2 separate regions of the Homo sapiens genome follow, and region 2 is linked to region 1. Evidence: chromatin contacts called from ENCODE Hi-C or POLR2A ChIA-PET data. All regions are on one chromosome and are shown on one strand. The core of a region is the stretch at or near the end of the contact, and the rest is flanking DNA. Distances in the headings are between cores, read along the strand shown. Region 1 has its middle 120 kb from the start of LINC01615. Region 2 holds the start of LINC01615 (long intergenic non-protein coding RNA 1615).

Region 1 (6,235 bases), core at 1,185-3,684:
TCTAATGGTTCTTCAGTCTATGGAAGACGTGACCCATGCTGGTCAGGACAGGTTTCAGCGCCCGTGCCTTCTGTGTCCACCACGTAGGCAGGGGCTCCTGCTGAGAGCCAGGGGAGCCAGTTTCACACTGGCTTTGCCTAAGTAGCTGCGGGCCTTCCCATGCATATATTGAGGTGTTTTTACTGCCACATCCCTGGTTACTCCAAGCTCTGAAATAGAGGAAGCCCTCAGTGCTGCCTCTTCCCCAGCGCCTCTGTGCCAGGCTCAGTGCTGGGCTCTGGGTACCCGTCCACGTCCGTGTTGTGACTCAGCGCTGCCCCCCAACCACCCAGGGCCAGTTGATGAGGAGAGTAGGGTTCATCTTGGAAAGACCAAGCCCTGAAGACAGAACAGAACTTGGACTTGCTGCACGTGGAGGCCCTGGGGAAGCTCCCCAAGCACAACCCTCTCCAGAGGCTCCTCTTTCTAGTGGATGATTCTCAAAACAGCGCTTCTTCCAAGTTTCACTTGGTGCATACTTTATAAGGAAGCCATGGATTTGGAGTGATACCTTGAAGGTCATGGATATGGGATGTCTGTCGTGACACTGATGATAAACAGCCAAGTGAAATTTGGTTTCAATGACTGTGCAGCTGTCTCGGCTTTGGCCGGGTTTTGTGAGGCACCCTCCAGAACCCCAATGCCAGGAGCGCTAAACTTTCCCTTGTCACGGGGCTTTCGTTCCCACAGGACAAAACAAAAGAACACGTTTAGGTGCTCAAAGGATGCAGCATTCATCATTCAAACTGTGCTTCTCGTTTCTTATTTGTAAAATGGGTCTAATCTAAATAATTCCTCAGAGCATTCCTGTGAGAGATAAATTAGCTAATGCAGCAAAATTTTTGAAACAGTGTGTAGAATGGAAAGGAGTAGCCTCTGGAGAAGTATTTACATTTTACAGCGTCATTCACGCCATTGCTCATACTCACGTGGGGGCACCTCTGCTGTCTGAAGATGCGCTTCTGAATTGTATTTCGTATGAGTAGCCTTCTTCCCAAAGCAATGAAAAGGTATTCTGGAGAAATCAGATTATTGAGCTAGTATAAGCAAAGGATTTTCGCGCCAGTCAGGAGAGGTAGACACAAAAGCTTACAGGCTGGTTCTGAGTCTCACTGGCCATGGGCTTGTGCCGTGTGATGGGGAGGACGCCCATCCGTGTTTCTGAGAGCGAGTGAGATCCATTGTTAAGTACATAAGAACAATAAAACTGAGGAAACTGTGTTACAGAAATGCTGTATTAGAAGAAAAAGAAAGGTTTCTGAAATCTTCAGGCCTCCAAGGCTGAGCTACTGCAAACCTCCATACCCGTCTGCCTGTCCACCAACCTTCCAGCCTGAGTTTCCTCACTAAGCAGTGGTGTGGTCTCCTAAGGGCCTGAAGAATGAGGCTTGCTCAGTCAGCAAAGTGGAGTCCCAGAGCTGCCTGCAAACACTTTTTCCAGAGTGAGATAGAAAATGCCAAGGTTTTCTGACTCAAGAATGCTAGCAGGATTTCTGGAGCTCTTTTCAGAAGCGCTGGTTCAGGGAATTTTCCACAAAGAGAAAAATAAAAGACTACAAAATAAAAACAGCCCAGAAGCTGCAGAAGAGAGAGGGACATGTAGGAGACAGGCTGCGCTGCTTCTGCCCACATCCAGCTAAGTCTGAAGGGGCTTCACGTGGCCAGGGACCCAGCCGCGCTGGCAAAGGTGGTCAGCACATCTGTGCAGCACCTGGGCACAGCTGTTGACGTTCTTGTCCTCATAATGTCAGCCTCCTATTTAGGCTGTAGAAAAAAGCCACACTGCTTGTGAGAGCGCCCCATGAAACTGTTTGAATTAAACTTAAAAGGATCTTTGTCGACTTTGGTCAAGCACAAGACCTAACTCTCAACGGTGGTTTTACGTTTCTCCTGCGTCAAACACGTTTGCAGCCAAAGGTTTGTTAAATAAACTTCCAGCACCAGCTGCACCACAGAAAGGGTGAAGCTTCTCCTATAAAGTGTTAAAAGGCATTGTTTTTGTGTCCTTTTGGAATGACGGCCACAAGTTGCATGCCTGCACTTTTCTTTCCTTGCTCTTTTTGTTTTTGTTTTTGAGATGGAGTCTGGCTCTGTTGCCCAGGCTGGAGTGCAGTGGCATGATCTCAGCTCACTGCTGCAACCTCAGCCTCCCAGGTTCAAGCAATTCTCCTGCCTCAGCCTCCTGAGTAGCTGGGATTATAGGCATGTGCCACCACCCCTGGCTAATTTTTGTATTTTTAGTAGAGATGGGGTTTCACTATGTTGGCCAGGCTGGTCTCGAACTCCTGACCTCAGGTGATCCACCCACCTCAGCCTCCCAAAGTGCTGGGATTACAGACGTTAGCCACCTCACCCGGCCTCTTGCTCTTTTTGGTGTCCTGTTGCCAGCACTGGCTCATAGCACCCGGCCTCTTGCTTTTTTTGGTGTCTTGTTGCCAGCACTGGCTCATAGTACCCGGCCTCTTGCTTTTTTTGGTGTCTTGTTGCCAGCACTGGCTCACAGCACCTGGCCTCTTTCCTCTTGTTGGTGTCTTGTTGCCAGCACTGGCTCACAGCATGCTGTGCACAGCATTGGCTCAGGTTGTTGGGTTTCTCTTGCCTTTCCGGTCTCACCATGCAGCCCTGAGTGTGCACCTGCCAAATAAAGCTCAGTAGTTTAACCTCCACCACAGGCTCTGCTTTGCAGACAATTTGGGTTCAAACAATCACCTTCTAAAATTGTTACAGGACCATGTCCAAAGTGAGAACACCAGTTCAGAGATACAAACACACATTAGATTTCTATGTTAGTTATGAGTCAATTGATTTTCTTAAATATAACTTTCTTCAAGATTATAATATATCTTACACTACCTTTTATTGAAAAAGTATTATTTCTAGGATACAGAAATGCTTAGAAATAATATTTCATAATGAAACCAGAAGAAACAACTTTATTTTTGTAATCTGTATTTTATTAGGCTTGGCATTTCTTTGCATGTGAAGAAATGAGTATTTGGAATATATAAGTTGAATGCCAAGTGACTATTTCCTGCATTGAAGTAAGTGAATTATCCATTGTAACTCAACTGCTGTCTGTGGTTTATATTAAATACTAGGATATGTTTACCCAGCTGATTTTTATAACTACATAATTTTGAAATATCCACAGAAATACATCTAGCAACCAAAACATAGACCTGAATACCTTTTGTTATAACCAAGCCTGAGACTGTCATTCCAGATGTGATTACAGTTCCTAGTCAGTTGACTTTAAGGACAGGGGATCACCTGGTGGGTCTGACTTCGTTAGTTTGAAGGTCTTGAAGCAGACTGGGACTTCCCAGAGGAGGAGAAGAAATGCTGCTGGAGGACGACCCTTTGGCTAATGCCCATGGTATTCCCAGTGGATCAGGTTCTTCCCTCCTGCCATCTTGTTCTACATGATTCCAACTTGCTTCACCAGCCCCAGCACTGTGTGAGTCAATTTCTTATAATAAATCTTGGCCTGTACCTCTGTGGCTGAAGTGTGACCAAGATGCCATTCATTTTGATCCAGTTCCACAAAGATGCATGAAGCATTGACTGTGTGCCAGAGACTGAGGCTGGAGAGCCGAGTGAGTCATGGTCTTTGCCCTCAATGCACAAGGGACCAGCAGGAGAGACAAAATGAGACACGAGGCTGCACAGTGTGCTGAGAGCAGCATCTGAAGCAACTCACGGGTACAGGGGCACTGATTTTTTTGGGAGGGCCACAAGGGCCTGCTGAGGACAAGGACCAAAGAACATGGGGTGCTCATCCCACAGAACAGAAGCAAGGAAGGGTTGCAAGCAGGGCAGGAACAGCATTCCTGCCACTGACTGAGATCTCTAGTGTATGCAGCAGCTAAGAAAAGGCTAGAGCCATGCAGACAAGAGTGAAATGGCGAGCGCCAGGGCAGGGGAGTGGCGGAATGAGGGGTCGAGGTTTAAGGGCATGGATCGCAGTTATGTGGGATCAATTAGTCTAGAGGACCAGTGTGCAGTGTGGGAACTGTAGCTTATAATACCGCCTCATAGATGGGATATTTGCTGAGAGAGTAGATTTTAGGTGCTCTTATCACACAAAAAACTAGCCATGGGAGGGGATGGCTGCATTATTTGGCTGGCTGTAGTGATCGCTGGGCTGTGAACATGTATCTCAAAGTGTCATGTTGTGCACCGCAATTAAACAGAATAAAAATAAAATTTCAGAATGAGAAAATAACAACCAATTACTCAATAATGTTGGAGGTGAAATAGGAGGAGGGATGACAAGGACAGTGTTCTCTGGGGGCTCAGGGTGTGATGGGCACTGATTTGGGCAACCATGGGATGTGCCTCCTGTTAGGTCCCATGCGTCTGCACCCTGCAGAGCATGGGCCTGGGCAGGGCTGTTTGCCATTGTGGAAGGGCAGATCCCACGGGGAGAGGAAGGTTCTTATCTCCCTGCCCTGCAGACCCCAAGACAAGGCAGTTTGGAGGGAGCAGTTGCGGGGGACGAGATAAATGGCACTAAAGGAGTTGTAGAGGAGAAATGTGTCGTTTCCAAGGTGCTCCGATCAGAAAAAAAGGTTGTTATTTAAAGAAGAGAAATGTTGCTGGGTGCAGTGGCTCACGTCTGTAATCTCAGCACTCTGGGAGGCTGAGGGGGGAGGATCACTTGAGGTCAGGAGTTCAAGACCAGCCTGTCCAACATGGTGAAACCTCTCCTCTACTAAAAGTACAAAAAATTAGCCAGGCATGGTGGCGGGTGCCTGTAATCCCAGCTACTCGAGAGGCAGACGTTGCTGTGAGCCAAGATCACGCCACTGCACTCCATCCTAGTGACAGAACTAGAATCCATCACACACACACACACATGCACACACACACACACACAGAGACAGAGAAGAGAAATGTTGATGAGTGAATGTGTGTTTTCTCACTGTGTGATGGGCAGCCTCTTCTTCTGCCCCTTGCTTTCCCATGAAGTATATTTTAGATATATATATATATATATATCTTATATGAGAGACTTTTAAAAAATGTAATCTGTAAAGTAGGCAGAAAGGATGGAGGAAGTAGTGCTATTGGTTCATGATTGGATTCATTTGAAAAGACAAAAGCCTGAAAACACAGAACAAACAAAGGACACAGCACAAAGACACAGAAGCCCCCAGAGGCAGAGGTCACTGAGAGGTGATTATCCTCCCCACGCGGAGCCACCCAGATAAACTGCGAGGGCTGTAGGGCCCGGCACAGCGGGCGTTGGGAGCCACCTCACCTCAAGTCGCCTATGCACCTGAACAGGTGCGCTCTTTTCTTCTGTGAGCATAGAGGCCTCGCTTCCAAGGGAGGAGCCTCAGGACAATTATTCCTCAGGTGTGGCTGGAGGGCAAAAAAGTGTGTTATTTTTCTTGATTAAACAGAACAACATGAATTCTATTTTTTTAAATGTGTATTTTGGTCAGTCTTCCTGTCCAATCCAAGCTGTGAAATTTAAATATTAAAAACAGCAACAACAAGAACAGTCAAAGCCTTCCCATCTCACTGCACGACTTGATCATACAGTGGGCTGAGTCTAACTGGAAAGGCAAGAACCCCGGCGCGAATTCGCCGGGACCCGAAGCGAAGTTCCTCCCTCATTCTGCTGAGCAGAGACCAAGGCTGCCTTCACGTTTTTAACTAAATTCACATAATTTTGAATTCAAACTCAGTATGTTAAGAAGAAAGCTACTTATCATTACATATGATTTTGTGATTTTACACGGATGTCATAAGGTTTCCATTTACAGTTTTGAAACTTGCTTCCTCTCTTAATCCCCGCCCAGCCCTAGGGTTCCTGAGATCACGGTGTGGCAGCGGCCCCGCCACCCCAGGACAGCTCCTCCCTTGTGCAACCCCAACACAGCAGCAGCCACACCTCCCGTTGTCAACCAGCGTCTTCCATCACTCAGAGTCTCAAATGCTGATAATCGCAGTTTTCCAAGGAATTATTAGCTAACGTTTTGGACACATTAATTTCTCTGAAACTTTCTTCAGGAGGTTTCGTATACACGGCAATTTTAATCCATTAGAGAAATAAATGATGGCATAACAAAATATTCAGTATGGGATCTCAGTAATTATAAAGTCTATTTAAAGTGTTCCACGAGCTTTTATTTAAGTCATTTTGGGCTTTTTTTCCCCCATTCTTTGGGAAACACATGTGCACTCT
Region 2 (6,272 bases), core at 1,978-4,477, 120 kb after region 1:
ACATCCCAGCGAAACTCCAAGGAAAGGGTAGTTTTGTGAAGAAAATGCTTGTGTTCTAGGACACAGCCCAGCAAGTCCCTGACTTTAAAAAATGTGTAAGAAACAGGAATGTAACATTGACGAAACATGCCTGCCAAGATGGACTTTCCTTGTGGCGAGACCCTTCCTTCTCCTCAATGCCTGGGTGCTAGCAGGGTAGCATCCCCAGCCTCAGAGCTCAAGCGTCATGATTGGGGAAATGAGACTGGGCAGCCATTCGGAAGGCCGGGCAAAGAAGAGTGTAAAGAGACATTGGTCTCGTGCTGCAGAATGAGTTACAAATAGTGAATCCTCAGCAATACTGTCTCCCCGTGGACTGGAATTTGGACCCGCTGCTGTGGCGGGCAGCTTTGACCCAATGAGGACCACGCCTGGAAGGATGTCAGAGCAGCAGGGACCTGGGTGGAGTGACCTGGTGGAACGGAGACGCCTGCCGGCTCAGCAGCCACAGCAGCAGCTGCCCGTCATGGGACAGCAACGTGGCAAGAATTCCCCACGGGTTCCGGGGGAGCCTGTGTTGCTGGACCCTTTGCCACACCACCGAACCTGGCCCAGAGGAGCAGGAATTGGCCGAGTTCCAGGCCCTGCACCTGACGGGGGCTTCCTCAGCCTCTCATGTGATCCTCGCAGCAGGCTAACGTGCAGGCCCTTCTGTTTTCCAGATTTGACAGTTGAGAGGGGAAAGCCATGTTTTCAAATGTTACAGTAGAAGAGGCAGGATGCAAATCCAGCCCTGGCTGGTGCTGAAGCTGGGGCAGGTGCATCTGCAGGGTGCTGCCTTCAAGGCAGAGGGGTGACTGCTGTGTTTCATGGCAGGGAAGCCCCCCTTGATGCTCACACCACCCAGGTCGTACGGCTTTGAGGACATCCCTTTCTTCAAACCCAGGTCATCTGAACAGTGTGGCCTGAATCCCAGGTTGGGAGTGAGTAATTCATCATCCAAACTGATTAGAGAATCTGAGTGAGGGACCTTCAAGTCAGGGATAGAGAACGGGCTTCGTCTTCTGGAGCTGCCATAACAAAATGCCGAAGACTGGGCGGCTTCAACCACACAAGGGCCTTTCGACACAGCCCTGGCAACTGGAAGCTGGGGGTCGAGGTGTGGGCAGGGCTGGTTCCTGGGGAAGGATCTCCTCCCGGCTGCAGATGGCCGCCCCTGGCTGCATGCCCGCCTGGCTTTCCTCGGTGCTCACTCACCCCGGTGCCTCTTCTGCTTCTTAGAAGGATCCCCAGCAGATGAGGGCCCCAGCCTGGTGACCTCACTTACCCTCCATCATGTGCTGAAGGTCCTTCTCCAAATGCAGTCAACGTGGGGATTAGGGCTTCAACTTAGGGCCCGGGGCGGATGCAATTGAGTTCGTAGCAGACGTTATCTTCGGGATCCCCTGTCTTCCCCCTGACCCTGTGAGGCTCACTGTGAGGGGAAGGGAGTTCCATTTCTGCTAAAGCCATAAACTGGAGATCCTAAGAACTTATGGGACCACTCAGTGCTGACTTGCATAATCTCCTGGTGGCTTCCCTGTCTGCACCCCATCTCTCTCGAAGCCTGGCCTCAGGCCCTCAGCCTGGCACCCTGTCTTCCAGCCTCCTCGGCTCCACTGCAGGGCTGCCTCATCCTCAGCACAGCCCCTGTCAGCTCAGCCTCTGCACCCATGCTTTGGCCACCTCCTCCTGTCCTCTCCACTCACCCTCTGGGAAAGGGGTTCATACAATCTGCTGGCCCTGCTGCCAGCTCTAACCCATTGATCCTATCACTGTTTTGGGGTCAGTCTCCCATCCTCCAGCTGTCCAAACTCTCCACCTTACATATTTGAATTCCATGACAAATCATTTTTAACACTGCCTTGCCTGCAATCTCACCATTTTTGGATTTCTGTTTATTGAACTTGCTTGGTTAAATCTTATTCTCTTCCATCTCTGTGTGCAATTACACAACTGGTCATCACTGGTAAAAATCTCAAAACCACCCACAGAGACAGTCCAGCAGGCCGCATCATGCCACCAGCCAGCCTCATGCGCCTCCCTCATGGTCTCCTACCCATCTCCTGGCTGACACTGGTGCCTTCTCCCTCTCCTCAACCTGCACCAGCTCGGGCCTCACCCTCCCGCTGAGCACCAGCCTTGCTCTCTCCTGGTCCCTGGCAAGGTGGGGGTGATCTGAAGGAAGTCTCGGTCTCCTCCCCCTGCCCTGTCCACGGGTGCCCCGGCCCCTGTATCCAGGGCCCTGCCCTCCACACTGGGGACCACGATGCACATCCCCGCCCCGCAGAGCCAGTCCGTGGCCTGGCCTGCCCGCCCCGTGTGCAGCTTTCTGCCAGCACAGCTCTGCTCACCCTCAACTTCACTGTTTTTCTCCTGGATTCTCCCCATCAGCAAACACACATGCTGTTATTTGTCCCATTTTAAAACACAATCAAAACAAAACAGAGTACTTTGGACTGCACTTTCTGCCAGCCACCACCCTCGAGCTCCTGGCCTGTGCAGCTGACCCCACGGCCAGGTCCTCCTTCACGTTCTCGCCACCCCAAATGCGGGCACCGCGGCGCCAAACCTGCTCTTCCCACTGTTGTCAATAACCGCAGCCTGGCCGAATCCAGTGATTCATTTCTGTCTTAATCTCTCCTGGCCTTTCGGCAGCGTTTAACGTGTGCGACCCCTCCCTTCTCCTGTCTTCAGCCTTCCTCGGGATCCGCGAGGCGCCCTCTCTCCCATCTCCCTCTCAGGAGTGTGTCTCCAGCCCCGCACCTGCCCTCTCTATTCTCAGTGCATCCCCGCCGCAGGCATCACCCTCTGACTTGTCATGCCATCCGCCCCCTCCCTCACTGTATCTACGCTTTATTACCTGCCTTGGCTCGTACAATGTCAGCTTTGCAAGGGGTTCTTCCAAGGTCTTATTTTCAATTGATCAATGCCGAGGATGGGGAGCAATGCGTGTACCAGAGGGGGCTGGGCACACGCAGGCTTGTTGTTGGATGGAGGAGAGGCAGCATCCCCTGCATGCCTGGGTGGTCCCCATCTCCAGGCCTGCGACAAGCACTTCTCATCTTCCCATCCTCTGACGGAGCCAGTCCCACCCACCACGTGGACGTGGGTGTTGTCTGTGGACCAAGGTCAGTGTTTTGTTGGTTTTTCTTATTGTTTGGCACCAGCATTACATAGACCAATAGACCTTGTTGTTCTCCGCCCGGAGGGGCTGGTGCTGTGGCTGGGGCACCGCCCTGGGTAGGCCCCGCCCCAGGCCATGCAGTTCCCAGGCTCCTTTCTGGGAGGGGTTGGTTCTCACAAAGGGGGAAAATCATGAAATGGCAAACCTGAGTCACGGCAGCACAGAGGACAGCCCCTGAAGGCATAAGCAGGAAGGGCATAATGCTTTCCAAAAGAGAAAACTACATGGACTTTACTGACTCATCACTGAGTTCTGAGATCACTGACACTTACACATGTGTCCACGCTGTTGTGAGTCATGGGGAAAAATGGAGGAGCAAAATGACCAAGTGGCAGGGTCTGTAAGAGTCTCTCACTGTAGGGATGGGCTGCCCTGAGGAGACACTGCCCAGGCCTGGGTGCCCCGGGCCAAAGTCCTGACCCTTGCAGGGCTGTGTCCTGTGGATGACATGTGGCACTGGACTGCTCACTGACAGGTAGGAACTATGCACTGAGAGGTGGGAACTGCTGGCCGGGGGGTGGGAACTGCTGGCCGAGGGGTGGGAACCGCCTGCTGAGGGGTGGGAACTACTGGCTGGGGAGTGGGAACTGGGCACTGAGAGGTGGGAACTGCTGACCAGGAGGTGGGAACTGCTGGCCCGGGGGTGGGAACTATGCACTGAGAGGTGGGAACTGCTGACCAGGGGATGGGAACTGCCTGCTGAGGGGTGGGAACTGTGCACTGAGAGGTGGGAACTGTGCACTGAGAGGTAGGAATTGCTGGCCAGGGGGTTGGAACTGCCTGCTGAGGGGTGGGAACTGCCCACTGAGAGGCAGGAACTGGGCTGAGTGCTCAGTTTTCCTGTTCTGCTGATATCTTCAGAGGCATCAGGATGTGGCTGCCTTTGGGGAAGCTGCATTTACCCAGCCAAGGATGCTGCCTCCAGAAACAGAAGTGGCCTCAGGCCAGAAATAGGGGTCTGCCTTTTTAATATATTGTGTTGGTTAAATCAGCAGTCCCCAAACTTTATGGTACCAGGGACCAGTTTCATGGAAGACAATTTTTCCATCAACTGGCAGTGGGGGCAGTGGGGGCAGTGGGGGTGGTTTCTTGATGATTCAAGTGCATTACATTAATTAATTAATTAGTTTGTTTTTTTTTTTGAGACAGTTTCGTTCTTGTTGCCCAGGCTAGAGTGCAGTGTCACAATCTCGGCTCGCTGCAACCTCTGCCTCCCGGGTTCAAGCGATTCTCATGCCTCAGCCTCCCGAGCAGCTGGGACTACAGGTGCCCGCCACCATGCCCAGCTAATTTTTATACTTTTAGTAGGCACAATGTTTCACCATATATTGGCCAGGCTGGTCTCAAACTCCTGAACTCAGGCCATCCACCTGCCTCCCAAAGTGCTGGGATTACAGGCGGGAGCCACCGCACCCAGCCCAAGTGCATTATATTTGTTGTGCACTTTATTTCTATTATTATTACACTGTAATATATAATGAAATAATGATACAGCTCACCATCATGTAGAATCAGTGGGAGCCCTGAGCTTGTTTTCCTGCAATGAGATGGTCTCATCTGAAGGTGATGAGAGACAGTGACAGATCATCAGGCATTAGATTCTCATGAGGAGCACGTAACCTAAATCCCTCGCATGCACAGTTCACAAGAGGATGTGAGCTCCTGTGAGAATCTGATGTTGCCGCTGATCTGACAGGAGGTGGAGCTCAAGGGGTAACTTGAACCATGGGGAGCGGCTGTCAATACAGATGAAGCTTTGCTCACCTGCTGCTCACCCCCTGCTCTGGGGCCCAGTTCCTCACAAGCTATGGAACGGTACTAGTCATGCTCCCAGGACTGGGAACCCCTGGTTTAAATCATAAGGGAAATCTCAGTTTAAATCTTTATTTTAAAAAAATAACAAAAATGAATTTTCTGCTTATGATGGCCTTATATTAACAGAAATGAGTAGTGCTCACATTTTGGAAGTAAGCCTTCTAAGTTATGATGATGATGATGATTTACTTTTCTATGTTATATATACATGGGCGGTATGAGTTCAACAGTCACTTGCGTATTATCAGCACATGTTAACTTAGGAGGATTCTAGAACTTTTTTCTTTCACAGAATTAGAAGTACCTTTTCCAATATTCATGCCATGAAGAGTTTGTTGGTGAGTTCTGATCCACCCCTCTCAAATCTGCCTATATATGGGGCCGTCCATGGTGATGGGGTGGACAGCTGGGCTCTGCAACCTGCCAGCGTTTTCCTGCTGTGCCCTGAGGCAGTGCTCAGGCTAGCCAAAGATCTGTGGGTGCTGAATGCAGCTGTCCTCATCGTGAGCTCCCTTTTTGTCACCAAAGCTGCTTCTCTTGGTTGATTCTGTTAGGTGTGGGGTGTATCCACAATTTCTTAGGTTAATACTTAAAAGATAGAGACGTACTCAATCCAGGTCCAGTGGAATGCCTTTGGTAGTGGGATTGTACCCAAAGTTCACAGAAGATAAATTTTATATAAAATGAGCCAGGTTTGCTTTGTACATTTCCAACTGTAGAATGAAATTTAGGGGACTGAATAGTCAGTGTCTTATTTCACTTGTGTCTTTGGATACAAATGTTTTTCTTTTAAAACTCCTGACTGCATATTCCTTGTGTGTGTGTGGCTTTTAGTCCTAGATTGTAAAGCTTGCCAAGTCTGCCTGCTGGGAACTGACTCCTCTATGCAGAAGCTCCCCTTCCTCTGACACAGTGCAGGTGGGTCAAAGCCTCCTCCTGCACTTTATCCTTGAATTACACAGGAACTTGCATTGAGGCCATTGAAAGGGTGATGGCTTAGAGTGCATGAGAGCCTGGCCACCATGTGCTAGTGACCGACTGCACCCGCTGTGGCCCTCAAAGGGAGTCATCATCACCTGCCTTGCCAGGCACTGTCTGGTGAAGCCCCTGACATCTCTCCCAAGCCTGTGGGCAGTGGGGATGCTCTCTATGGCACGGAAAGCCTTTCACAGTCAGCGTGAGATAGTAATCAGTGTAAAACTGAAATGCGTCTTCTCCTTATCCACTGAGGCGTCAGCTCCCCCGCCGGCAG

Evidence for each region. Hi-C counts contacts between places; a loop is a spot of excess contacts on that map. ChIA-PET counts read pairs that join two places held with the same protein, here RNA polymerase II (POLR2A). Pooled maps may share reads with other maps.
Region 2: a loop to region 1 is called in a map of ascending aorta, with 9 times the contacts of the local background. The contact joins the promoter of LINC01615 here to the enhancer-like site in region 1. A Hi-C loop is called at or near these places in 3 of 168 maps with a recorded cell type or tissue (aorta, ascending aorta and chondrocyte) and 3 of 50 pooled maps. POLR2A ChIA-PET finds 5 or more read pairs at or near these places in 1 of 52 experiments (Panc1).

What each region holds. Positions count from the first base shown.
Region 1 is chr6:169,043,122-169,049,356 of GRCh38, forward strand. No RefSeq gene overlaps it. Among named protein-coding and RNA genes, the nearest start is that of LINC01615, 120 kb to the right of the region's middle. Within about 2 kb of position 2,435, at least 4 of the 41 ENCODE cell types and tissues checked have a DNase peak (open chromatin) inside an H3K27ac peak, as active enhancers do; they include ascending aorta, where a contact is called at or near this core.
Region 2 is chr6:169,159,762-169,166,033 of GRCh38, forward strand. It overlaps LINC01615 (long intergenic non-protein coding RNA 1615), which reads right to left and starts at 3,228. Exons shown (of 2, transcript NR_132623.1): 1 at 2,882-3,228.